Regions from separate parts of the Homo sapiens genome. Here regions 1 and 2 are each linked to region 3. The links are chromatin loops, found by intact Hi-C in ENCODE. Cell type or tissue: CD4-positive, alpha-beta T cell. All regions are shown on one strand.

Region 1 (8,000 bases), 100 kb after region 3:
AACTATAACTCAGAAGGTCAGTCTGGACTGAGTATTAATTTTATCTATGAAAAACCCTCAATTAACTGGAACCTTGCCTACGGGAGTCCTTAATTAACTCTCCCCCTCCTTAATCTTGCTAATTAGCAGATACACAAATGCTAACAGCAGGCTTGAGGAACTTATTAAAACAACCACTACCACCATCCTTGCAAAGTGTGACCAGCGGAAGACAGCTGTGGCCACATCTCCTGGACTTTCTCATCATGAAGTTCTGCTGCTCTTGAGCTCTGGTCCCATCACATGACCCTAAGGACAATTTCAAAAAATACTCTGCCATGTTTGCTTTCTGCCCCCTGATCCCCTGTGTTTTTCTGCACTGTGTGAAAGTTGCAGATAGCATGACGCTTTGCCCAGAAATATTCCTAAGGAAAAGGACATTTGCTTCCATGAGCACAAAGCCATGATCACACTCCAGACACGTGACAGCGACACAGTCCTCCCTCCTGACACGCAGTCTGGAGTCAAACTCCTCCCAATCCTGCTGCCTGACACGCAGTCCAGAGTCAAATTCCTCCCAATTGTTCACAACTGTCCTCTGTGAGCCTCTGATTTTTGATCCAGGATCCAACTAGGAACTGCACTTAGCTGATACACATTAGTCTTGAGAATAAATCCCCCCACATTTTTGGGGGTGTTTCTTGAATTAAAAATCTAGAAGGGGGGCCAGGTGTAGTGGCTCACGCCTGTAATCCCAGCACTTTAGAGGCTGAGGCACGCAGATCACTTGAGGTCGGGAGATTGAGACCAGCCTGGCCAACATGGGAAACCTCGTCCACTGAAAACATAAAAATTAGCCAGGCATGGTGGCAGGCGTCTGTAGTCCTAGCTACTCGGGAGGCGGAGGCAGGAGAATCGCTTGAACCCGGGAGGCGGAGGTTGCAGTGAACCAAGATCGCCCCACTGCGCTCCAGCCTGGGCGACAGAGTGAGGCTCTATCTCAGAAAAAATAAAAAAACAAAATAAAATCTAGAAGGGAACAGTACAGTTCTTTGTAGACTGTCCCACAATGAGAAGTTTTTTAGCCGCTTCATTGATGTATAAGCGACATATAAATTTGAAGTACGGAATTTGAAGATTTTGGACGTACGTCTACACCTGTGAAGCTACCGCCACAGTCTAGGTGGGGTCTGGCCCCTCAGACATTTTCTTCTGCCCCTGTGCCCCCACCCTCACCTGCCCCCAGCAGCAGCTCATCTTCTTTCTGTGACTGTAGTTTGCATTTTCTAGAGTTTTAAATGAATGGCACCATACAGCAGGTACCCTTCTTTAAACTGGCTTCTTTCACTCAATCTAACTATTTTGAGATCAGTTCATGCCTTTTCATTGTTGAGTACGATTTCATCGCATGGAAAGATTGCAGTTTGCTTATTCATCCGCTTGTTAATGTATATTTAGGCTATTCCCAGTTTTTGGCCATTATAAATAAAGCTGCTAGGAACATTCATGTACAAGCCTTTGTGTGGACATGCTTCCATTTCTCTTGGGGAATACCTAGGAAAGGAATGGCTGGATTGTATGCTGAGTGTGTGCTAATCTTTATAAGAAACTGTGAAATAAGTTTGCAAAGTGGTAGTGCACACTTTGCACTGCCCTCAGCAGCATACGAGGGTTCCAGTTCCTCCACGGCCTTGCCGACACTTGATAACAGCAGCTTCTTAGGCATCTACTTGGTGTGCAGTGGTATATGACTGTGGGTGCAGTTTGCATTTCTGGCATCTACTTGGTGTGCAGTGGTATAAGACTGTGGGTGCAGTTTGCATTTCTCTGGTGACTAATGATATTCAGCATTGTTTCATGTGCTGATTTGCCATTTGTACTTCTTTGGTGAAGTGTCTGCTCAAACCTTTTGCCCAATTTTCTTTGTCTGCTTGTGTTTGTTTTCATATTGATTTTTGAGAGTTCTTTCTATACTCTTGCCACAAGTTTTTAACAGAAAAACGATTTGTCAATATTTTCCCAGTCTGTGTCTTGCCTTTTCATTTTCTCCATGTCATCATAGGGCAGGTGTTTATATGTATGGGTCTATTCCCTGACTTTCTTCCTGTTCCATTATCTGTTTGTCCATTTGAAGCTATTTCCGATCTTGAGTACTGTGGATTTACAGTCACTCTTGTAATCAGGTAGTATTAGTCCTTCAACTGTGTTTTTCTTTTTCAAAGTTGTTTTGCCTGCTGTAGGTCCTTTGTATTTCCATGTGGATCTCAGAAGCAGAAATCAAGATAACGGACGATCTCTTCATTTATTTAGGTCTTCCTTCATTTCTTTTCACAATGGTTTGTAGTTTTGGTGTACAGATCTTGCCCACCTTTTGTCAGAATGTATCCCTAAGTATTTCTTTTTTTTTAGTGGTATTGTAAATGTTCTCTATTTTAATTTCAACTTCGAATTGTTGATTGCTAGTGTATATACATAAATTGATTTTTGTATATTGATCTTATAACCTGCAAACTTACTAAATTTTTTCTAGTAGCACTTTAAAATAGATTAAACTGGATTCTCCACATAGACAATCATGCTGTCTGAAAATACAGTTAAACCTCTTCCTTTTGAACTTGAATGCCTTTTTTTCCTTGACTCACTGTACTACCTAGAACTTCCAGTACAATGTCAAGGGATGTGACAAGAACAGATGGCTTCATCTTGCATTCAGTCTTTCACCACTGTATGGTGTTGGCTGTAAGTTTGTGGAGATGCTGTTTGTCAGGTAGACGAAGTTCCCTTCTATTAGGAGTCTGCAGGGAGTTTTTTTTTTTTAAATCAGAAGTGGATCTCAGATTTTGTTAAAATACTTTGCCTGCATCTCTTGAGATGGTAATATGGTTTTCATCTTTTTTTAATATGGTAAATTACATGGACTTTTCTCTCTTTAAAAATAATTCTTTAATAATCTGAAGAGGCATCCATTGATTTTTCAATCCTTAAACAGGTTTGCATCCCTGAAATAAATCCCACTAGATCATGTTTTGTTTTTAAATAGCATTGAATTTAATTTGCAAAAATTCTATTTAGCATTTTTGTACCTGTGTTCAAGAGAATACTTATCTGTAGTTTTCTTTTCTTGTAACGTGTGTCTAACCTTTGGTATCAGGTAATGCTGGCCTCATAGAACAATATGGGAAGGTGCTTAGATGTCATCCAAATACGTCTTCCTTAATGTTCAGTAAAATTCACTGGCGAAGTCATCTGGACCTGCAGTTTTCTTTGTAGTAAAAGTTTTCACTACAAATTCCACTTGTAGTGACAGGCACAGTGACTCAGGCTTTAATCCCAGCACTTTGGGAGGCCAAGGTGGAAGCATCGCTGGAGCCCAGAAGTTCAAAACTAGCCTGGGCAATGTGGTGAGACCCAGTCTCTAAAAAAAAAAGAAGCATAGTGCTATTCAGATTAATGATGTCTTCCTCAGTGAGTGGTATGTGTCATTCAAGGAATCAAAGTTATCAAATGTTCTCCCATCAAGTTGCTCATGATATTTGCCTATCATCCTTTTAATATCCCTAGAATCTTTCATGATGTCACCTCTATCATTCCTGATGCTGGAATTTGTGTCTTCTTTGTTTCCTTATCAGTCAGGGTGGTGTTTCACAGTTTTATTCATGTGTTTTTTAAAAAAATGTTTTGTTCAACAGATTTTGATGTTTCACTGTCTTCTTTCGTATTAGTCTCCAGTCTGATTTGTATCATTTCCTTTGGCCGACAGCTTTGGGTTTACTCCACTCACGCTGCCCTCTTCAGGTGGAAGCCGGGATCTCCGGTTGGAGACCGTCCCTCTTTTCCAATGCATTGTCTAGCAGCTGCTACACACTCCCCTCTCAGCACTGTTCAGAGCTGGGTCCACGTATACTCAACCTATTTATTTTATATCTTAATATACATGTTTATATAATGTATTTATTTAATGCAAGTATTTATAATTATATGTACATTATATTATATATTATATATACATACTTATAGTAATAAATATTTTATATAAATCTTTGTTATTCACGACTTATAATATCTATGTATCTTAATATTACATATTTATATTCTATTTTGCATTAAGCACATATATATTAATTTACTTAAAATTTTATGGAATGAAATGAAAATCATTTATTTATCTAAAAGTTTCTGTTTCTAAGTGCTTAGAGACATTCCTACTATCTATTATTGATTTGAGTTTGACTCCACTGTGGCTGTAGAACACGCCTGTAAGGCTTCAGTTCTTTACATTTGTTGAGGTTTATTTGGCCAAGGGTCGGGCCTATCGTGGCACAGCCTCTGTGCACTGCATGGCTGCTGTGTGGCGTGTTCTATAAACGTCAGGGCCCAGCTGCTGGAGAGTGCTGCTCAAGTCCCCACTATTCCTACTGATTTCTCTTCTGCTTGTTCCGTCAGTTACTGAGAAAGGAGCACTGAAACCTCCAAATGTAATTACGGATTTATCTACTTCTCCTCGCAGTTCCATCAGTTTTGTTGGATGTATTTTGAAACTCTATTATTAGGTGAATAGACATTTAGGACTGCGACGTTCTCTTGATGAATGATGAATGGACTTCCGTAGCATTATGAAATGTCTATCTTTATTGTTAGCAACGTTCTCTGCTCCCAAACCTCCTCTGTCTGATATTAACATAGGCCCTGCAGCCTTCCTCTGCTTAGTGCCTGCATGGCAGAGCTCTTCCCGTCCTTTTGCCTTCAATCTACTCGTGTCTTTATGCCAAAAGTACATTGCTTGTAGCCATGGTATGGTTTTTTCTTGCTCTTCAACCTGGTGGCCTCTGCCTTCTCATTGTGGCGTTCAGTCTCCACACTGCAGTGACGGGCAGGATTAGGTGTCCATCTATCATCCTGCCTTTTTCTATTTGTTACATCTACTCTTGGTTATCTTTTTCCTTCCGTGTTGTCTATATTTATGACTTCATATCATCTCTGTTGTCAGCTAATTAACTGTAATTCTTTTTAAAATTTGAGTGGCAGCTTTAGGGTTTATGGACTACTGCAGTTCATCTTCAGGCAGGTGATATGAGACCACTTCAAACAAAGTCCAAGAATCTTACAATAGTATTTCTTCATTCTCTCTCCTCCCCATCTTTTTGTTACTGTTAGCATGCATTTTGCTCTTACAAATGTTATACATTCTGTGGGGTGCCGTGGCTTGTGCCCGTGATCCCGGCTACTCGGGAGGCTGAGGCAGGAGGATGGCTTGAGCCAGGGAGTGTGAGCTTACAGTGAGCGGTGATCAGGCCTGGGCAACAGAATGAGACCTTGTCTCGTAAGGAAAAAAAATTAAGAGTGCAAAAGGCTTATTGAAAAAAATTCATAGTACACTGTTATTATTTTTCTTAAAACAATTATCTTTTAAAGAAGATTTAAATAAAAAGAAAAAAATCCCATATTTATCCACATAGTACTCATTTCTGCTGCTTTGAATTCCTTTGTGTAGAACCGTGTTTCCCTCTGAAGAGTATTCTCCTCAAGGCTAAAGGACTTCACGTTTCTTGTAGTGTGGATCTGCCGGGGATAAGCTTTCATCTTTTGTATGTCTTTAAAAGTCTTTATTTTGCCTCCATTTGGAAATATATTTTCAGTGGGTATAGAATTCTAGGTTGACAGTTTTTTCTCTTTCTCTGTCTCTCTCTCTGCTTTAAAGATGCTGTTCCGCTGTCTGCCTTTTCCATCTGTAGGAAATCTGTGAGAAACCTGCCATCACGCTCACCTTTTCCATCTGTAGGAAATCTGTGAGAAGAAACTTGCCATCATTCTCACCTTTTCCATCTGTAGGAAATCTGTAAGAAGAAACCTGCCGTCACTCTCACCTTTTCCATCTGTAGGAAATCTGTAAGAAGAAACCTGCCGTCATTCTCACCTTTGCTCCTTACTGGCTTTTTACTGGCTGCCTTTAGACTTTTGAATTTCTCACTGTTTTTCAAGTAATTTGATTGCGATATGCCTTCGTGTAGTTTTCTTGTGCTTGGGGTTTGCTAAGCTTTGTGGATCTGTGGGTTTATAATTGTCATCAAATTCAAAAAAATGTTAGCTATTGTTTCTTCAAATACTTTTTCTGCTAGCCTCCTTTATGGACCCCCAAATAGTACGTTATGTCACTTGCCGTTGTCCCGCAATGGAATAATATTCTTTTAATTAAATTTTTTTTTCTTTTCTTACCATGCTTCATTTTTGTTAGTTTCTATTGCTATTTTCTTTCTTTCTTTGAGGCAGGGCCTCACTCTGTTCCCTAGGCTGGAGTGCCATGGCACAATCACGGCTCTTTGCAGCCTCGACCTCCCGGGCTCAAGCGATTCTCCCGCCTCAGCCTTCTGAATGGCTGGGACTACAGGCACGCGCCAACATGCATGGCTGAGTTTTGTATTTTTTCATGTGGAGTCGAGGTTTCACCATGTTGCTCAGGCTGGTATTGAAATCCTGGTTACTCAAGTGATCTGTCTGCCTCAGCCTCCAAAAGTGCTGAGATTACAGACGTGAGCCCCGTGCCTAACCGTGTACTGTTTTCTCCTGCAATGCTTAACTGGTTGTTAATCCCATCAAGTATATTTCTTCCCATCACATATTGCAGTTTTCATCTCTAGAAATTCAAGTTGGGTTCTTTTTATATTCTCCGTGTCTCAATTTAACTTTTTGAATATGTAGAGTAGACTTCTAACTTTTTAATGTCCTGGCCTGCTAATGATAACACCTGCAGCAGTTCTGAGCAGGTTTTAATGGGTTGATTTCCTTTTCTTCATTACGGGTCATATTTTCCTGATTCTATCTGCCTGGTAATTTCTGGCTGGTAGTGTGAAGTGGAGTGTAACCTGGCATGGGGAGTGATGCTGGGGGAGGCCCTCTGGGATCAGAGTCCTGGGAGAATCCTGGACAGACGGCTTTCTTCATGTGCCCCCCTTGGTGCTCCTTGTCCTGTGCGGTACCATCTGTGTCAGATCAGTGTCACCACTGTGCCCTGCTCTGTCTCATGTAAACGGCACACACTTCTCCCCGGTGGCACATGGTGTTCTTCCGTCTTTTCTTCCGCCCGAGCCCACCTTCTTTAAGGCCTCCCCATGAATCCCTCAGAGCTTCTGGCACAATGGGACACACGGTGTGCCCCAAAGGTGCTTGGGAAATGAGGGGAGGTCCCAGGCTCGCCCTTCCGCTGGGCCCAGCCTGAGTGGGCTCCGATCCTTCTCAAACTCTTAAGTGTGTCCTGAGGGCCGGCTGGCGGCAGCAGGGGGATGCTGAGAACACTGGGGGAGTGGCTGGCTTCTGTCTGCACCTCTGAACCTCTGAGCAGGCTCTGCGATCTTCACAGGTGGACCCGTCTGTACACCATGTGCACCCCGATCTGCACAATGGCAAGCCCCAGGAGTCACAGGGACGGCTGAGGGCTGCAGGAGGCACTCATCATGTGGGGGCGGAGCCCCGGAGGACCACCAGCAACACGAGGAGGGGGCGGAGCAGACATCATGGTGGGCGGAGCCCCGGAGGACCACCAGCAACACGAGGAGGGGGCGGAGCAGACATCATGGTGGGCGGAGCTCCAGAGGACCACCAGCAACACGAGGGGGCGGAGCAGACATCATGGTGGGCGGAGCTTCGGAGGACCATCACCAACACAGAGGGGCATGCACACATTGTAGGGGGTGCACACATCATGGGGGGGTAGGGGTGGAGATCCGGAGGACCGCCAGCAACATCCATGGCCAGACGTGGGGAGGGGAAGGGAGTAGAGGAATGACCCCTCAAAAACACAGGGAACTTTCATCTCTGGGAAGTTATCGCCAGGGTAACGATGGAAGGAAGGGCGAGGCAGGTGAGGTAGACGAGGCTCAGTTTCTACCGGAAACACTTCAAAATGCCCCTCAGTGGAATGATTGCTTTTAAACATGCAGGTGCAACAAGCTGGTTAAGAAATTAATTCACAGGAAGGCCTGTGATGCCTGCAGGCAGTTACAAGAACACTGCAGGCAAGGGCATGC
Region 2 (8,000 bases), 540 kb after region 3:
ACCGGCCCCTTCTTGTAGAGGTCAGGTGAATGGCAAGAAAGGATTCCAGGGACTTCTTCATGCTCTGTGGCAGATTCCAGCATCCTCAGGGGGCCTGGGATCTGGAGGCCAGCCGGCATGTCAAGGGCTGGGGGGTGCTTGCAAGGTGCCCAGGGGCTGGGGCTGGGCTGCAGGTGGGCCATCCCCTTTGCCCCCACTCCTCAGCTGGCGCCTCTAGCCCACACCAAGAGAAGATGAAGTGGCCAGACAGGGGCCTAGGGCTGCTTTCCCACAGTGGAGACAGTTTTGAGGCTGTGCCTCTGGGGCAAGGCAGGCAAGGACAGAGGACAGTGATCAACTTTCAGAGCCTGTGGGGACGGTGCCACCCCCGATCCTAGCCCCCGCCGGGCACAGAGCCTGGCACCCAACCCCTCAGGCACCAGTGCCACCCTGTCTGGCCTCCTGCCCCACAGCCCAGACTGCCCGTGTGCTGCCCCCGTCCTCGGCCCCCTCCAGGCTGAGATGAGGCTCTCTGCTCCCTCTTCCTGGGACAGGCTGGAGGATGGCCAGGACTGGGGTCAGGGGTCATGGCAGGCAGTGAGCAGGTGCTAAAGCCCAGCTACCCCAGCTAGGACCCCTCCCGTGTCAGGGCAGAGGTGGTTCAGTGTGGCTGGGGCTGAGGACCTGCTTTAAAAATGAACCCTGATTTTGCAAGTAAACCTCAGGGTAAAGAGATCAATGGAAATAAATAAACAAACAAACAAATATGTGAAATAAAAAATGAATCCTGAGAAGAATAAAAAAGAGCAAGCAAGTTCCATCTATTGAAAGGGGTGGGCAAAGCACAGGCTGCAGGGGTCGTGCAGGCTGCAGCTCCGAGTCCCCTTCGTCGGCTCCGGGAAAGCGTCTCATGCGCTCTCAGGATCTGGCACTTGCCCCCATAGAGATCTGTCCTCTGAGGCACCGTGACCACAGCTGACCAGCCGATGACGGAGCAAAGAGGGGCCGTGGTCACCTCTGCCCCACCTGGTGCTGGGCTGTGCTGCGGCGTCCCCCTGGGGTGGTGCGGTCAGCCTGTCTTTGGGGACTGGGTGCTCCACCTGCGGCTGAGATGAGGTTCCCCTAAGTCCCTAGACCACCCCCAGGGGTGGTCAGTGTCCTGAGGCCAGAACGGGGTGGCCGGTGGCCTTCTTGTCTTCATGGTGCCCAGTTCCACCCTACTGCCAGTCCTTGCCCGCCTGCTCCTGGGAGCCTGGCCTTGGGGCTGTCCTGGGGCCTGGGCTGTGGTCCTGTGGGGGCTGGCCCTCACCTGAGGACTCTCCGGAGTCTCCTTTGGGGCATGCCACTGGCCTCTGCGCCTTCGGGCTCCTGGTGATGACATTGAGAAAGGGACAGCATCAGATGCTAGCGCCTACCTGACACCCCCTCACACCCCAGATGGGGTCTGGGAACTGCGCTTGGCCTGGACACTCAGGACCTGCTACAGCCCAGGGCAGAGGGCAGGGCAGAGCACGCTGCTCAGACACGCAGCTTGCATTCAAGCGGGCCGGCCTCCAACTCTGGGAGAGCTTGGGGGGTCCCCGCCACCTGCTCCCTCAGTTCTCAAAGCAGCCTAGGGAGGCCTGGGAACAGCCCCTGGCTTAGAGGGAAAATGAGCACGAAGGAACCGCAGCCCTTCAGTAACTAATCGTGGGCGAGGGCAGGGCGAATCCCAGGCCTGGGGCCTCCTGCGATCTTTGCCTAGGGAGTGGGGGTGTCCTCTCAGCCTGGAGGCTCAGATGCAGGGCCTGGAATCCAAACTGCCCACACTGAGAGAAGAGGAAGTAGCCAGACTGAATTCTGCTTTACTCCTTATCAACACTCAGTGTCCCAGCCTCCTCATCTGTAAAGTGGGGTCACAGTACTTGTCTCACATCAAGGTTGCTAGCAGGATCAAACCATCTGCAATGGTTTTAAGACAATGCCTTGCACTGTTAGCGGTGACTGTGCCAGGCACACTGTCACTCTAACTTACAAGAACCAGTGGGACAAGAATTACAGAGCCTATCCCGACGATGAGGAAGCTGAGGCTCGAAGAGTGCAAACGCCACAGCTGGCTATGCAGGGCTGGATCATGTCTGACTCCGAGGCCACGCCTTTTCTGCAGAGCCCACGTCCTGGTACCTCACAGGCTAAGTGGACTGAGGAAGGCTGGGGATAGCCCTATTGGGAGGTAGGGCTTGGACCAGACAGGGCCGTAGTTCCAGGGCTTTGCGTGGAGGCAGTGGTGTTTCTGGAGAGTTCCCACGAGAATAGGAGTCTACCCCACTCCACTCTCCTCCCTCTTTGAAGACCTCTCCTGTGTCCCCTGCCTTCCCTGGCCCTGCACTGTCTGTCCTGAGCCACAATATTGCAACAAGGAGAGGCTGAGCCACCGGAAACAGCCCATGCAGGTGTCTGTGAGATGCCCCTTTAGTGCCCCAGCCTCCCTGGGTGCTCACCTCGGTGTGGGTGGCCCGGGGAGTCCCAGCGACTTGCGGATGTGCTCTCGGGAGCAGATGTCAGCCTGGGGGAGACAGACGTGCTGCTGGGTGCTGAGCTGGTCTCTAGACCAGTTTCCCACCAGGAGCTGCTGCTGGCAATGCCTCCATCCCCCACAGAAGCCCACTCAGGACACACAGGTCACAGCCAGTTCTTCAGGCTCAGGAGCCGCGGCCCTGTCAGCGAGTGTGGGACAGGCATGCCTGGGACTTTGGGGTCAAAGCCCCGCAATGGCAGCTCTCAAACCGAGCTGGGCAGTCCCTGAAGGGCCTGAGTAGCTGGTGAGTGGACAGGCTGAGTGAGGGGGTCCTGGGTCTCCTCCCCACCAGTGGCAGTTGGAGCTGCTCAGCCTTCACTGGTTTCCAGTCTGTGCTTCCCTGTAGGCTCTGCGCAAGCCGAGGCTTCCCTGCTAACACTTGCTTCTCTGGGGGCTCTGAGCCCAGCTGGTCTGTCCTCTCCCTGACTAGATCAGCAGTAACCCCTGTCCCGTCTCCAGAATCACCAAGATAAAAGAGGGCGGTGGGCCACAGGCTGGGATGGGGGCAGACCCTAGCAGGGAGGGACACTGAACAGGGCTCAGGTCTGAGTGGGAACCCCCGGGGGCATGGGGGGTCTGGCCCTGGGAAGTCCCCCTGATCCCAGCTCAGATGAGCTTAGATTAGCTTCAGGGCTGCACGACTCATGGAAAGCAACGGCTAATCCCCCAGCCTGCTCCTGCTTCCATTCATGGGGGAAGTGGGGCAGCGGTAGGCGGGGCCAGCACCTCTCACCTTCCCCTGGAGCGGCCCAGCCTGGCCTGGCAGGAGAGCCTGGACCTGGCAACCAGGAGCGCCGCAGCGCCTGTGACCATGGGGCCACCAAGACGGCCCGGCGCGGAGCCAGGGAGAGAGCAGACCAACACTAACCCCGTCTGTGCTCTCCCAGGACCTTCTGGAACAGAGCAGGAGGTGAACCTGTTGAGAGGTGAGTGAGCTCAGGAAGAAAATGGACCGAGAGACAGAGCCAGCCCTGCAGGACACGATCCTCGGCTCACGCCCAACAGTAAGAAGCTGCGGGCTCCTGGTACGGGGTGGCTGCATATCCCAACTGGTTGCGGCTTTCCTTCCTCTGGAGGGTGGGCCCAGGATTTGGCAGGCTCTTTGCTGGTGCTAGGCACAGATCCTTGCTCTATTTCTAGATGCTTAAGGTACTCACAGGCCAGGTGTCCCCTCCCTTGCAAGGATGGGCCACTGTCCTACTCTGGGGCGCGCTGAGGCAGAAAAAGGTACAGGAGCTCCAGGAACTGTGCTGTCTGCAGCAGCAGCACGACCTAAAGTTCCTGTGGCTGAAGGCCTGGGGGACAGTTTCTTGGGTTCTCTCTCGGAAGACCACACGGCTGAGTTGGAATGGAGGAAGAAAGGCCTCTTTCCTGGGGGCTGGGGACACAGCTCACAGGCTTGAGAGTCCACACACCTGTGCCCTGAGCAAAGCCCTGCAAGGCTGTGGAGCCCGCTCTCAGACGCCACCACTGAGCACAGCTCCCCAGGGCGAGGGCCATTGTGGTATGTGGGCTGCTGCTGCCCCCTGGAGGCCACACTGCGCGCCAGCAGCCGGAAGGCCCCGGCCCGAAGGTGGTGGCCTGGGGGTTTTCCACCGGTGCTGCGGCTGCCCCAGGGCAGGCTGCAGGGCAAGCGGTGGGGTAAGATGGGGAAGGGGCAGACACCAGGGAGGCTCAGGGGCTGGGCTGCTGGAAGCAGCATGGCTTGTGCAGACCTGCGTCCACAGCCTCCACAGCACGCACAGCGGCCACCTAAAAAGGCCAATCTGCGGGCGCCCCGCTGCCAACTCACAGCCATCCAAGTCCCTGTGGGTGACGTCTGAAACCCTGGCGCACCCCAAGATGCTCACGGGCTCCCACCCACTCTGTACTTCACTGCCATCTGGCTCCGGCCACACCTTCCTGCTGAGTTTTTGTTTTTTAAAGTTTTTTTGAGATAAGGTCTTGCTCTGTCACCCAGGCTGGAGTGCAGTGGCCCAATCAGGGCACACTACAGCCTCGACCTCCTGGGCTCAGGTGATCCTCCCGCCTCAGCCTCCTAAGTAGCAGAGACCACAGGCACGCACCACCACACTTGGCTAATTTGTTTTTACGTTTTTTTTGTAGAGACGGGGTCTATGTTGCCTAGGGCGCCCTCAAACTCCTGGGCTCAAGTGATCCTCCCACCTCTGTCTCCCAAAGTGTTGGGGTTACAGGCGTGAGCCACCCTCCGGGCCCCCCATTTCTTGAGCACATCAAACTCCTTCCTGCCCAGGGCTGTCCTTCCCCTTCCTCCAGCGGGTCTCTTCCTAAGACTGACTTTTCTTGAACCCTCACTCTGTGGGCTTCTCTGGGACAGCATCCACCCGTGTCTTGTGGTCCCCTGGTCCTATCGAGGCTGTCTGTGGGCATCTCGTGCCAGCTGTCTCTCCCTGGCCCACAGGCTGAGTCCTTTCTCAGCTGAGCTGATGGCTTCAGCAGAGTTCTCACCCTTCCTGGGGGACCGAACACCAGTTTTGTGCTGGGTCCTGGGGCGGGCATACCCAAGTCCCCAGACTGGCGTCTCTGGGGCCTGCACAGCTTTCCTGCAGGAGCCTCCTGGCTCAAGTTCAGCTGCTCCCTCTGGGACCTGAGGGGCTGGCTGGGAACTGGCAGGACACCTCACCACCTGAGCTAACATCACTGATTCTCCAAGCTGGCCTGTATCTGGGTGCAGGAGGCTCAGAGAGGCTGGGAGGCTGAGTGCATGGGGTGCAGGGCCTGGGGATGAACTCTTGGGAGCCCTGCACCCCCCAGTCTACTGTCCTGACTGCAGGGCCCAGCAAGCTCTCCAGCAAGATGTCTGTGACCTGTCCTCGGCCCAGGAACCCCCGTCCTCATGTCACTGCACTCTGACCCCAGCTGAGCTGCTGGGGAGCCCTGAACAGCAGGTGGCAGGAAGCAGAGGAGCCTGTGCTGCCTCCCCGCATCCCCAGCACACCCACCTGGCGCACGGGCTCTGGGATCCGGAACCTGCAGCAGCAGCAAGTCAGGCGCACAGCGGCCTCCAGGCTCATCCTGTGGCCCACGGAGATGTAGAGGGGCCTGGTGCTGCGGTCGTGGCTCCTCAGGGCCTGTGACAAGGAAGGCGAGGGCTGTCCTGTGGGCTGGGCCACCGGGACCAGGGTCAGGACAGCCTCAGCAGCTGGAGCTCTGACAAAATGTCCTGGGGGCAAGGGGGAAGCTGAAGGGGCAGTGCTCTCAGGGGCCAGGGCCTGCCCACCCTCAGGGCGCCTTCCTGCTGCTTGTCCCTGGGGGAGGGTGGGCTCCCTCAGCACGGCTGGAGGAAAGAAACACAAACATCACACCCTGGACTCAGTCAGAGGCAGGAGGATGGATGGACGGGCAGGCGGGGGGTTGATGTGGGCAAGTGTGAGTGCACGCGTGTCTGCATGCACCTGTGTCTGCCTGCAAAGGATCCCCTACCCCGGGGCTTTGGAGGAGCTCAGGGCCCTAGCTACTCACCATTCCCAGGACAGTCCCAGAGTCTCCCAGCAGAGGGAATGAGTCTCCTCGAGTCTGCAGGAGTCGGATCTGGAAAATGGAGGGAAAAATGGGGAAAAAAACCCCTCTCTTCTTGGTGAAGGGCTGAAGGCAAGTCTCTATTTTTTGAGACGGAGTGTCGCACTGTTGCCCAGGCTGAAGTACAGTGGCGCGATCTCAGCTCACTGCAACCTCTGCCTCCCGTGTTCAAGCGATTCTCCCACCTCAGCCTCCTGAGTAGCTGGGACTACAGGCATGTGCCACCACGCCCGGCTAATTTTTTGTATTTTTAGTAGAGATGGGGTTTCACCATGCTAGCCAGGATGGTCTCGATCTCCTAATCGCGTGATCCACCCACTTCGGCCTCCCAAAGTGCTGGGATTACAGGAGTGAGCCACCGCAACCGGCCCAGGTCTCTTTATTTTTAAAACCCAGTCACTGGGCCAGGAAAGGGAAGGGGACTGATCTTGGAGGTGAGCCACAGCCCAGGCAAAGCCACACCACCTGAGACGACACTGAGCGTGCAGGCGGTGAAGTGGTCTTGTCCCTGAGCTGAGGGTGCTGCCCACAAGACCCTGTTCAAACCTGATGATGGGGCTTAGAACAAGGGCAACAATCTGCCCAGGGCCGCTGTGCCAGGCTGGCAGCCACACAGGTGCCGCCACTGCCCAGTGATGGGTGCTGAGCCCGCTTCCTTCCTGTGGCTTCTCTCCTGCTTTGGGCACATCTGACACAGCTCAACAGGCTGGTATTTCTGGCGGCGGTGGACTGGCTCATTGAGTGGGTCTAAGGTCCCCATCAACTCAACAGATTTTTATTAAGCAACTTCTCCATGCAGGCACCTGAGAGCTAGGAGGAATGAGAGACACAGTCTCTGCTCTCAGAATCTGCCATCCAGTGAAACAGCTGGGGGTGTCAACAGCTCCCTCCATTGTGAGTGTCTCACTCCCAGTGCCAACATGGGGTCCCAGAGGAGGAAGATGCAGGGGAAGGTGAGGTAGGAAGAGTGTGGGTGGCAGCTCCAGGCAGGTCTTGGCGGGAGGGGGGCCTGGAGGCTGTGGTACCTGAGCATGCAGGGGAGGAGACAGGGGCTGGGGCAAGGCGGGGTGGGGAAAGCACCAAGTGCGCCCGGGACAGCCTGGAAGCCCGTCCTGTCCCCAGTAACTGGAGGACTTAGCCCTACTTGGTGTGCCACGGTGGCTCAGAGGCAAGGGGGACCAGAGAGGCAGGCACACCCAGGAGGCAGGAGAGGAGCTCAGAGCGCCCTCAGCTGAGACAGGCAATGCAGCACCCAGAGGAAAGCAGGTCTTTCTTACTCCAGGCCACAAGCCAGGGATGAGGAGGGCAGCGTCAGCAGGCAAGGGCTGGTCCAGAAGTGTCCTCATGCCCAGGGCCACCACAGCCCCGCCACTGAGCTGCCGGGCATGGCCTGCAGCAGGCCCCTCCTCACCTTCTCCTTGTGCAGGGCGTTGTTCTCCAGCCCATCCACCTGCAGAAGTTTCTTGGCCACCCCAACACACGGCAGGTCTGTAAGGACGCCAAGGTGGCAGGCCACCCCAAAGCCTGCCAGAGAGAAAGGAGGGTGGGGTTGGGGAGGTGGGGCTGGGGCCTGGCACAGGGATTCAGGACAAGCCAGTCTTACCAAAAGCTTCCCTAAGTGAGCAGAGGTCTGTGGACAGGCAGAGGGCTGGGGAAACCAGATCTAAGTCCCAAGCAGACCTGGGCGAAAGCCCCCTGTGCCCGATGTCCTGGGTGCAAGGCCGTGGAGGAAGCCTCCTTCTCTCTGACACGGTCAGTGCCAGGGTCAGCACCTCGCTGGCGTGCTGGGATACTGCAGCTCTCCGGTCATTTCCTGCACCTCCCAGCTTCCTCTTCCCTCGACGGTGGCCTGCCAGCGCTGGCACGAGCATGTGGGTCGGCACATGACAACCCTTTGGCTCTGCACCCATGTGCGAGGGCAGCA
Region 3 (8,000 bases):
TCAGCCTCCTCAGTAGCTGGGACTACAGGCACAAGCCACTATACCTGGCTAATTTTTTTCTTTTGCAAGAAGAAAATTATTTTACAATATTATTTTATGATATTATAATTCTTTTACAATATCGTTCTGGCTCTCTGAGGCCCCTTGAAGTTGAGGATTGGTTTTTCTTTTTTCTTTTTATTTTTGGAGACAGGGTCTCATTCTGTCACCCAGGCTGGAGTGCAGTGGTGTGACGACGGCTCACTGCAGTATTAACCTCTCGGGTACAAGTGATCCTCCTGCCTTAGCCTCCCAAGTAGCTGGGACTACTACGCCATCATGCCTGGCTAATTTTTGTATTTTTTGTAGAATGGGGGTTATGTTGTCCAGGCTGGTCTTGAATTCCTAGGCTCAAGCAATCCACCTGCCTCCGCCTCCCAAAGTGTCGGGATTACAGGTGTGAGCCACTATACCTAGCCTGGTTTTTCTATTTCTGTGAAAAAGGCCATCGGAATTTTGATAGAGATTGCCTTGAATCTGTAGATCATTGTGGGGAGTATTGCTAACTTAACAATATTAGGTCATCCAATCCATGAACGTGGGATTTCTTTCCATCTTTAGAGCCTCTTACTTTCAGCAATGTTTTGTAGTTTTCAGTGTCAAAGTCTTTCATTTCCTTTGTCAAATTTGTTTCTAGATATTTTATTCTTTTGCATCCTATTGTAAATAGAATTGGTTTCTTAATTTCCTTTTCAGATTGTTCATTGCTAGTGTGTCATTTTTCTCCCAGACCAAAAAGTTTTTAAAAGTAAAACAAAAACAAACCCGTGGCCAGGCGTGGTGGCTCACGCCTGTAATCTCAGCACTTTGGGAGGCTGAGGTGGGTGGATCATGAGGTCATGAGTTCGAGACCAGCCTGGCCAACATGGCAAAATCCCGTCTTTACGAAAAATACAAAAATTAGCTAGGCATGGTGGCGCACGCCTGTAATCCTAGCTACTCGGGAGGTGGAGGCACAAGAATCGCTTGAACTTGCAAGGCGGAGGTTGCAGTGAGATGAGATTGCGCCACTGCACTCCAGCCTGGGTGACAGTGAGACTCCATCTCAAAAAAAAAAAAAAAAAAAAAAAAAAAAAAAAGGCCCGGCGCGGTGGCTCACGCCTGTAATCCCAGCACTTTGGGAGGCCAAGGCGGGCGGATCACGAGGTCAGGAGATCGAGACCATCCTGGCTAACACGGTGAAACCCCGTCTCTACTAAAAATACAAAAAAAAAAAAAAAAAAAATTGCCGGGCATGGTGGCGGGCGCCTGTAGTCCCAGCTACTCAGGAAGCTGAGGCAGGAGAATGGCGTGAACCCGGGAGTGGAGCTTGCAGTGAGCGGAGGTCGCGCCACTGCACTCCAACCTGGGCGACAGAGTGAGACTCCGTCTCAAAAAAATAAAAAAACCCAAAAAACCACCCATGTGGGTCCCACTTTGCCTTTGATTGTGGTTGTTGGCCTCTGTCACCTTCCCTGCAGAGCCTGGGGGTGGTCAGTCTCCTCCCTTTTTTTTTTTTTTGAGACAGAGTCTTGCTCTGTCGCCCAGGCTGGAGTGCAGCGGCGCGATCTCGGTTCACTGCAAGCTCCACCTCCTGGGTTCACACCATTCTCCTGCCTCAGTCTCCTGAGTAGCTGGGACTACAGGTGCCCGCCACCATGCCCGGCTAATTTTTTTTTTTTTTTGTATTTTTAGTAGAGATGGGATTTCACCGTGTTAGCCAGGATGGTCTCTATCTCCTGACCTCGGGATCCGCCTGCCTCGGCCTCCCAAAGTGCTGGGATTACAGGCATGAGCCACTGCACCCGGCACGGTCTCCTCCCTTTACAGGCTGTGAGGATGGGCATCCTGCACGTGGTCAGGGCTTTCATAGCCAGTTGGGTTGACAGCAGTGCCTCATCTGGGTCTTCCAGTTAGGGGAGAAGCTGGGCTCAGAGTATGAAGATGGGGGCGGCTGTGTTACCGCCCACAGGCACCTCCTCCTGCAAGGCAGGTCATGCCACTGTACCAGCGACAAACTCTGTGGCTCTCCTGCATCCAGCCCCTCCTTGCTGCTATGGTTGGGAGCCTTTCTGGGAGCCCTTAAGCTCTTGTCTCCCACGTGGATGGGGTGCGCAGCCCAGGAAGGCTCTGCTGGTCCAGATCCCCATGCCCACCTGGGCCTCTGCTCCATGCAGGTGGTGGCTGCTCCCGCTCCACAGTCTGAGTTTGCTGCCTTTTCTTCTTTCTTTTTCTAACACAGAGGGCATGGAGGGGGTTGTGGTTGGTAAACCCAGTGTGCCTTGCTCTTGGACTCCCTGGCACCTTGGATCCCGGGCTGCTTGCTGGGGGCCTGTGACAGGCCCTGTGCTGCCCTGGGGCTGGTGCTTTCAGGGCTGGCTCCCCCATCGCTGGGTTTGGAGGAGCCCCTGGCTACAGGGTGGAACCTGGTTGGCCCCCAGCAGCTGCTGAAGGTGGAAGCAGCTGGCAGTTGGGGGCTGGTTCTCTGTGGGGGCAAACTGACCACGGTGAGCCAGGCAGGGGCCAGGACTGGGGAGCAGTTGGTGAGGGTGTGCGGGCAGCTCTCTGGGCCTCCCCCTGCTGGGAGGTGAGCCTGGGACCCCATGTGGGGAGCCCCCAGCCCCCAGCTCCTGCCAGCCCTGGGTTGGAGGCTGCGGAGCTTCCCGGCCGCGCAGCTTGTCCTCCCTGGAGGGCCCTGGGGGCTTACACCCTCAGGCAAAGCCTTCCCATCCACCCCTCCAGCTCGCCTGCGGTGGATGGTGGATGACCCTGGAGGGCAGCCGGGAGAGCCTCCAAGGGGAGGCCAGAGGGGAACCCACAGCTCTGAGTACTCCTGCGCCTCCCCCTGCAGATGCGGCTGTGGTTCTGTACCTCACCAGGCTGTGGGGATCTGAGTGGGGGTCCTGGGGTCTGGGCAGTTCTTCTGACCTCATCAGATGGCATCTGCCCTCCGATGCTGAGCCGTGGGTGACATCAGCCTTCTGGGCCCAGGAGGCCACCTGGCAGGATGGCTCAAGCAGCCTTGGGCAGTGACCTTGGTGGCTGTCGCTGGTGGCCATGAGCCCTGCATGAGTGTCCCTGGCCTCAGCACTGGGGGCTCCTCACTTCCTGGCCCCTGGAAGCAAACTCAGAGCATGCCTGTGGGGCCACAGGCTGTTTGGAGGACGCTGCAGTGATGGCCTTCTGGGGAGTGAGGGCTGGGTTTCGGATAGGGAGGTGGGAGATGGGGGGTCCTGAACTGCCTTTCCCGCCACGTCAGGACCCAGGGCCGGGGACAGCGGGCGTCTGGGGGGCTGCATGGACGATGGGGGAGGATGTGCAGGCTGGCGGGGGAGGGGGTGGAGCGCATGGGCTGCCTGGCCCTGTCTTGGGGACATGAAGCCTGGTTTGCCAAGTGGGAACCGAGGGACATGTGCTCCAAGAGACACATCCAGGGACTGCAATCAATTTCCAAAGGGCCTTTTCTCCTTTCAGCGATGCTGTTAAGAAAGGCAATGAATCATGTGCCACAAGAATCTTGAGAGAACCCACGAGCTTGGGAGCTGGTGACAGACCCCCATTCGGAGCGCTCTCTGCACAGCTACACAGCGACCCCGCCCCCGCCTGCCCATCAGGACGGCTCTGCAGCTGCAAAGGGCGAGTGCTTGGTTCCCAAGGCAGGGCCCAGCTCCATGGTTCTCCTCGCCTCACTCTCCTCCGTGAGCCTCAGGGACCCGGTGGCCACAGCACCCTCAGTTCTCCCCAGAGTTGCTGTTCCCACCTCTGGCTGTGAGGTAGGTGGCATGGCAGAGGGGGCTGGCCTGGGATGTGGGATCCTGCTGTGAGCGGCACCAGTGGGGTTTGTCATGCTGACACTGATGACAGAGGTGAACTCATGGTCCCCCGGCCCTGGGGAGCAGAGACCCCCTTCCAGGCAGCAGGGCAGGGTAGGTGCATCCAGCACCCTCCATGGTCGCAGCCCTCCACCAGGTGGCAGGTCACGCCATGCCTTCTCTGTCCTCACAGTGGTGTGGCGGGGCTGGGTGTGTAACTCTCGTCCTGTGTTCCGTGGACACTGTGCCTGGGTCACACAACAGCGGATGGAGCCTCAGAGCCCCAGGAGCCCTGTGGCTGCTCCTGCTCCTGGGACGGCAGGGCCAGCGCAGGGACTGTGGAGCTCAGGAGGAGGGACCCTCTAGCTCATTATGTAGAGGAGGCGGCAGTCAGGCGGACGGGGTGGGCACCGGAGGGAGGATGGGATGGGCAGGGAAGCCGCCGCAACAGCTGCAGTGAGGTTCTTTCCCAAGGTGGAGGAGGGGGAAGGACAGGCAGGGCCCATGTGGTTGGGCTCTTCCTCCTCCAGCTCAGGAGCCACCGACAGGACATGGCCTCAGCTGGGTGGCACCAGGTGACCAGGCCCAGCTCAGGGTCTGCTCTCCTCTGATGGTCCAGGCGGGTACCGTGCAGCCCTGGGACTTGACATCGGCTGAGCTGTGGCAAAGAGCTGTGTTCTTCCCAGCTCCCAAGCCCTGTGGCACCCGCAGTTGTGAAGTCCTCAGGTGACCTCGGACAGTGTCCATTGGGTGCTTCCCTGGTGCCAGTGCTGTTCTGGAAGCTTCTGTGGTCTTGTTTGGTGCTCACAGCACTCATGCCTGCAGTAACTGTCCCCACATTAAAGTGAGGGACAGGCTGGGGCTTGGAGGTGCCATGGTGGCGCCAGTGTCCCAGGGCCACCAAGCAAACCACCGTGGGCCCGGCAGCCTGAGCGGCAGGCCTGTATTCCCTCTCCACCCGCCCTGTCTGGAGGCTGGACTTGGAGACAGAGGGGCCTCTTGGCTATCTTCTTCCGGGACCACTCTCCCTGGCAGGTAGGCTGTGTCCTCGTGTGGCCGTCCCTCTGTGCACAGCTGTGTCCTAATCTTCCTTCTTATAAGGACACCAGTCCTACTGCATTGGGGCCACCCTGGTGACCTCATTTCACCATACTCACCCGTGCAAAGGCCCTGTCTCCAAATACAGCCGCAGGCCCGGGTGCAGGGGTTCCGGGCACTGGGGCTTCCGCAGGCGGATGTGGGAGGTCCTGCTCGGCCCCCACTCTGGCCTCCCCGCCCGCCCTGTGTCCTTCAAGGGTTCCTTCCTGGTCTGTGCCTGACTCTGAGGCTCTGTCCTGTCTGGGGACGTGTGGGCTCCGGACCACCCGGTAACTGAGTCTGAGACACAGACCCCCAGAGGCCAACTGCTCTGCCGCCTCCCGAGGGCTATCCGCCAAGACTCCTGGAAGGGGGCCAGGCACAGACGTGTGTTGGAGGCCACAGCTGCCCATCTGGCAGGTGCCTGCAGTCTCACCCAGCAGAGCCATGCTGAGCAGGAGCCCCCATGGCCACCCCTGGCCCTCACCGGCCCCTCGCCAGAAGGCTGAGCATTCCTCCACATGGCATCACCAGGCCTGGCCCCTTCACCACAACCACACGGGGTCTGGCAGTGGCAGGGGCAGGTGTGGGCCTGGCTCAGCCCTGGCCTCCCCTGAGGCTGGCTTCTACAGCGTGCCCATCCCCATGTTTACAAGAACTCGATTTGTACTCATCTCGGTGACAGAAAAACTGGTGCTAATGGGAAAAATATGACTCTCTCAACAGGAGCCCGCCTGGCACAGCTGCGTGAGTGCCGGGCGTCCTTGCCTGAAACAAACTGCAATTCAGCGCAGGATTCCAGGATTCCATGGCAACGTGCCCTGTGTTCCGGCCCCGGCTGGGGCTTGGGAGCAGCTGCTGTGTCATGGGGGATCCACTTGTTTACCGACAGCCCCAAGGACCCGGACATGGTGCCAGCTTCCCATGCCTTGGCCCTGAGATCTGGGAGGCCCATCGCGGCCGGTGCTTCCCCCAACCCCACTGAGCATCTCCTTCCCGCCCTGTGTCCACCCACCTCCTGCCCAAGACCCCTGAGTGTTCGTGGGCTCTACCTGGTGGGATGCTCTTTGGCTTGTAGACAGGGGTTGGTTGGCAGCATAGTGTTCCCTATCGATGTCCACATCCTAGTGGGAGCCTGTGACTACCTGGCTCGGGGGATCCAGGTTGCAGATGAAATAAGGTTGGATCAGCTGACTTTAAACTAGGGTGGTGACCCTGGAGCATCCCGGGGGGCCCAGTGTAATCACAAGGTCCTTAAAAGTGGAGGAGGGGCCAGCGTGGGGCTCACGCCTGCAATCCCAGAGCTTTGGGAAGCCGAGGCAGCAGGATCCCCTGAATCCAGGAGTTCGAAGCCAGCCTGGGCAACAAAGTGAGACCGAGTCTTCAAAGCCAGCCTGAGCCACATAGTGAGACTGAGTCCTGTCTCTACAAAAAGTAAACAAAAATCAGCCGAGTGTAGTGGTGCACGCCTGTGGTCCCAGCTACTCAGGAGGCTGAGGTGGGAGGATTGCTTGAGCCTAGGTCAAAGCTGCAGTGGCCATGATCACACCCCTGCACTCCAGCCTGGGTGACAGTGAGACCCTGTCAAAAAAAAAAAAAAAAAGTGGAGGAGGGAGGCAGGCGAGCCGGGCTCAGTGAGGAGGGCCCAGGCTGCAGTGGGTGCCAGAATCTATCCTGGAAAAAGGAATGACATGAACACGAGGGAAGCCCCGAAGGGCCATTCAGTGCAGCACTGAGTGAGAGGGGACGTCCTCAAGGAGCCACGAGCCCTGGTGATGAGGCCGTGGTGGGTGGGGGCCCAGCGGGTAGCAGGCGCCCCCTCTGTGTGCGCAGCGGGGCTGGTTGCTCCACATATCGCCCTGGTGCATCCGAGTCCCGAGCTGCCACTCCTGCAGGCCTGCTCTAGGGCGGGGCGGGGCTTGCACAAGCAGCACCTGTAGGTCCCGAGTGCGTGGCTCCCCCAGCCCCAACACACCCCCCAGCCCAAGTGGTGGAGTAAAGGTCTCCGCACATGGCCTTGGGGTGGGGTTAGGACCCCAGTCCCTGCCACCACCCAACAGGCAGGGCTTTGGGCAAGCTACTCAGTGCCCGAGACCCAATTTCTGGTCGGCAGGTGAGAGGGGCCGGGGGGACAAGAGCCTGTTCCCAAGCTCTCCAGAAGTCAGGCCCCTGAGGTGGTGCAGTGTGGCTGACATGACCATCCCCACGGACCCTTGCCTCCCACTCGCCCCGCAGGACCATGCCCAGGCCCGTTGCCTCTGCTGTGGCTTCCACAACATTCCCCCTGGCTCCCAATCCCTGCACGGACCTTGCTGCTTGGGAAAAACCTCAAGGGACAGGCCATGACCTGCAGAGCAGAGTGTGATCTGGAAACGGGAGCCTTTCAAGAATTGGCCAGACGGGGACAGGCGTGGTGGCTCACGCTGGGAGGCTGAGGCAGGTGGATCACCTGAGGTCAAAAGTTCGAAACCAGCCTGGCCAACATGGCGAAACCCCGTCTCCACCAAAAATATAAAAATTAGCTGGGTGTGGTGGTACAGACCTGTAATCCCAGTTACTTGAGAGGCTGAGACAGGAGAATCGCTTGAACCCAGGAGGTGGAGGTTGAGGTGAGCCAAGATCGTGCCACTGCACTCCAGCCTGGGTGACAGCGTGCGATTCCATCTCAAAACAAAAAGCAAACCCAAAAAGAGTTGGCCAGAGGGATGTGCAGATGTGATTAGGGCTAAGGACCCACACAGCCCGAGGTGGGTACGGCCCCTAGGCCTGGAAACACTTCTGGCCTGCATGAGAAGTGGTGACGGTGGGCGTGGGTCAGAGGCCCTGAACTGGAGGAAGGGGCCACGAGCCAAGGAGAGTGGGGGCCTCCAGAAGTGGGGAGGAGCGGGGAAGCGGCTTCTCCCCCAGGAACTCTGACGTGGCCCAGATTTCAATGCAGACTTGAATGGGGCCTCTAACCGTGAGAGGATAACCGTCATTTTAAAGAGAAAGACACGTGTCTGGCCTACGTCACAAGATGGCTCTTGCCACACAGTACGCTCCCTGATGTGGGGTCTGCGCCACAGGGCTGGGGGCACTGCCTGGGAGAAAAGG

What was found. A loop is a pair of places that touch in the nucleus more often than their neighbours do. Peaks named below come from ENCODE experiments on the same cell type or tissue, not always from the same donor. Only the 100,000 strongest peaks of a DNase experiment are listed, where the experiment ranks them.
Region 1: a loop joins it to region 3, with 3 times the contacts of the local background. A loop is called at or near these places in 76 of 110 quality-filtered maps.
Region 2: it touches region 3 in a loop (7-fold over the local background); 106 of 110 quality-filtered maps call a loop at or near these places.

Annotation. Positions count from the first base shown.
Region 1 is chr17:80,862,159-80,870,158 of GRCh38, reverse strand. The region is part of intron 13 of RPTOR (regulatory associated protein of MTOR complex 1); the gene reads right to left. Among named protein-coding and RNA genes, the nearest start is that of CHMP6, 130 kb to the left of the region's middle. In CD4-positive, alpha-beta T cell, CTCF peaks have their summits at 3,552 and 3,751 (motif pointing left); DNase peaks (open chromatin) are centred at 3,758 and 7,598; H3K27ac peaks cover 288 bases.
Region 2 is chr17:80,423,120-80,431,119 of GRCh38, reverse strand. ENDOV (endonuclease V) reads right to left here. Exons shown (of 10, transcript NM_173627.5): 5 at 7,488-7,600; 6 at 6,020-6,088; 7 at 5,500-5,628; 8 at 2,460-2,524; 9 at 1,289-1,347. Among named protein-coding and RNA genes, the nearest start is that of MIR4730, 7.7 kb to the right of the region's middle. RefSeq lists enhancers at 5,166-5,665, 5,666-6,167. In CD4-positive, alpha-beta T cell, a CTCF peak has its summit at 4,068 (motif pointing left); DNase peaks (open chromatin) are centred at 3,209, 3,349 and 4,059.
Region 3 is chr17:80,966,579-80,974,578 of GRCh38, reverse strand. LOC400627 (a long non-coding RNA gene) reads left to right here and starts at 3,366. Exons shown (of 2, transcript NR_148968.1): 1 at 3,366-3,791; 2 at 5,634-8,000. RefSeq lists enhancers at 3,155-3,959, 3,960-4,765. In CD4-positive, alpha-beta T cell, a CTCF peak has its summit at 3,941 (motif pointing right); a DNase peak (open chromatin) is centred at 3,988.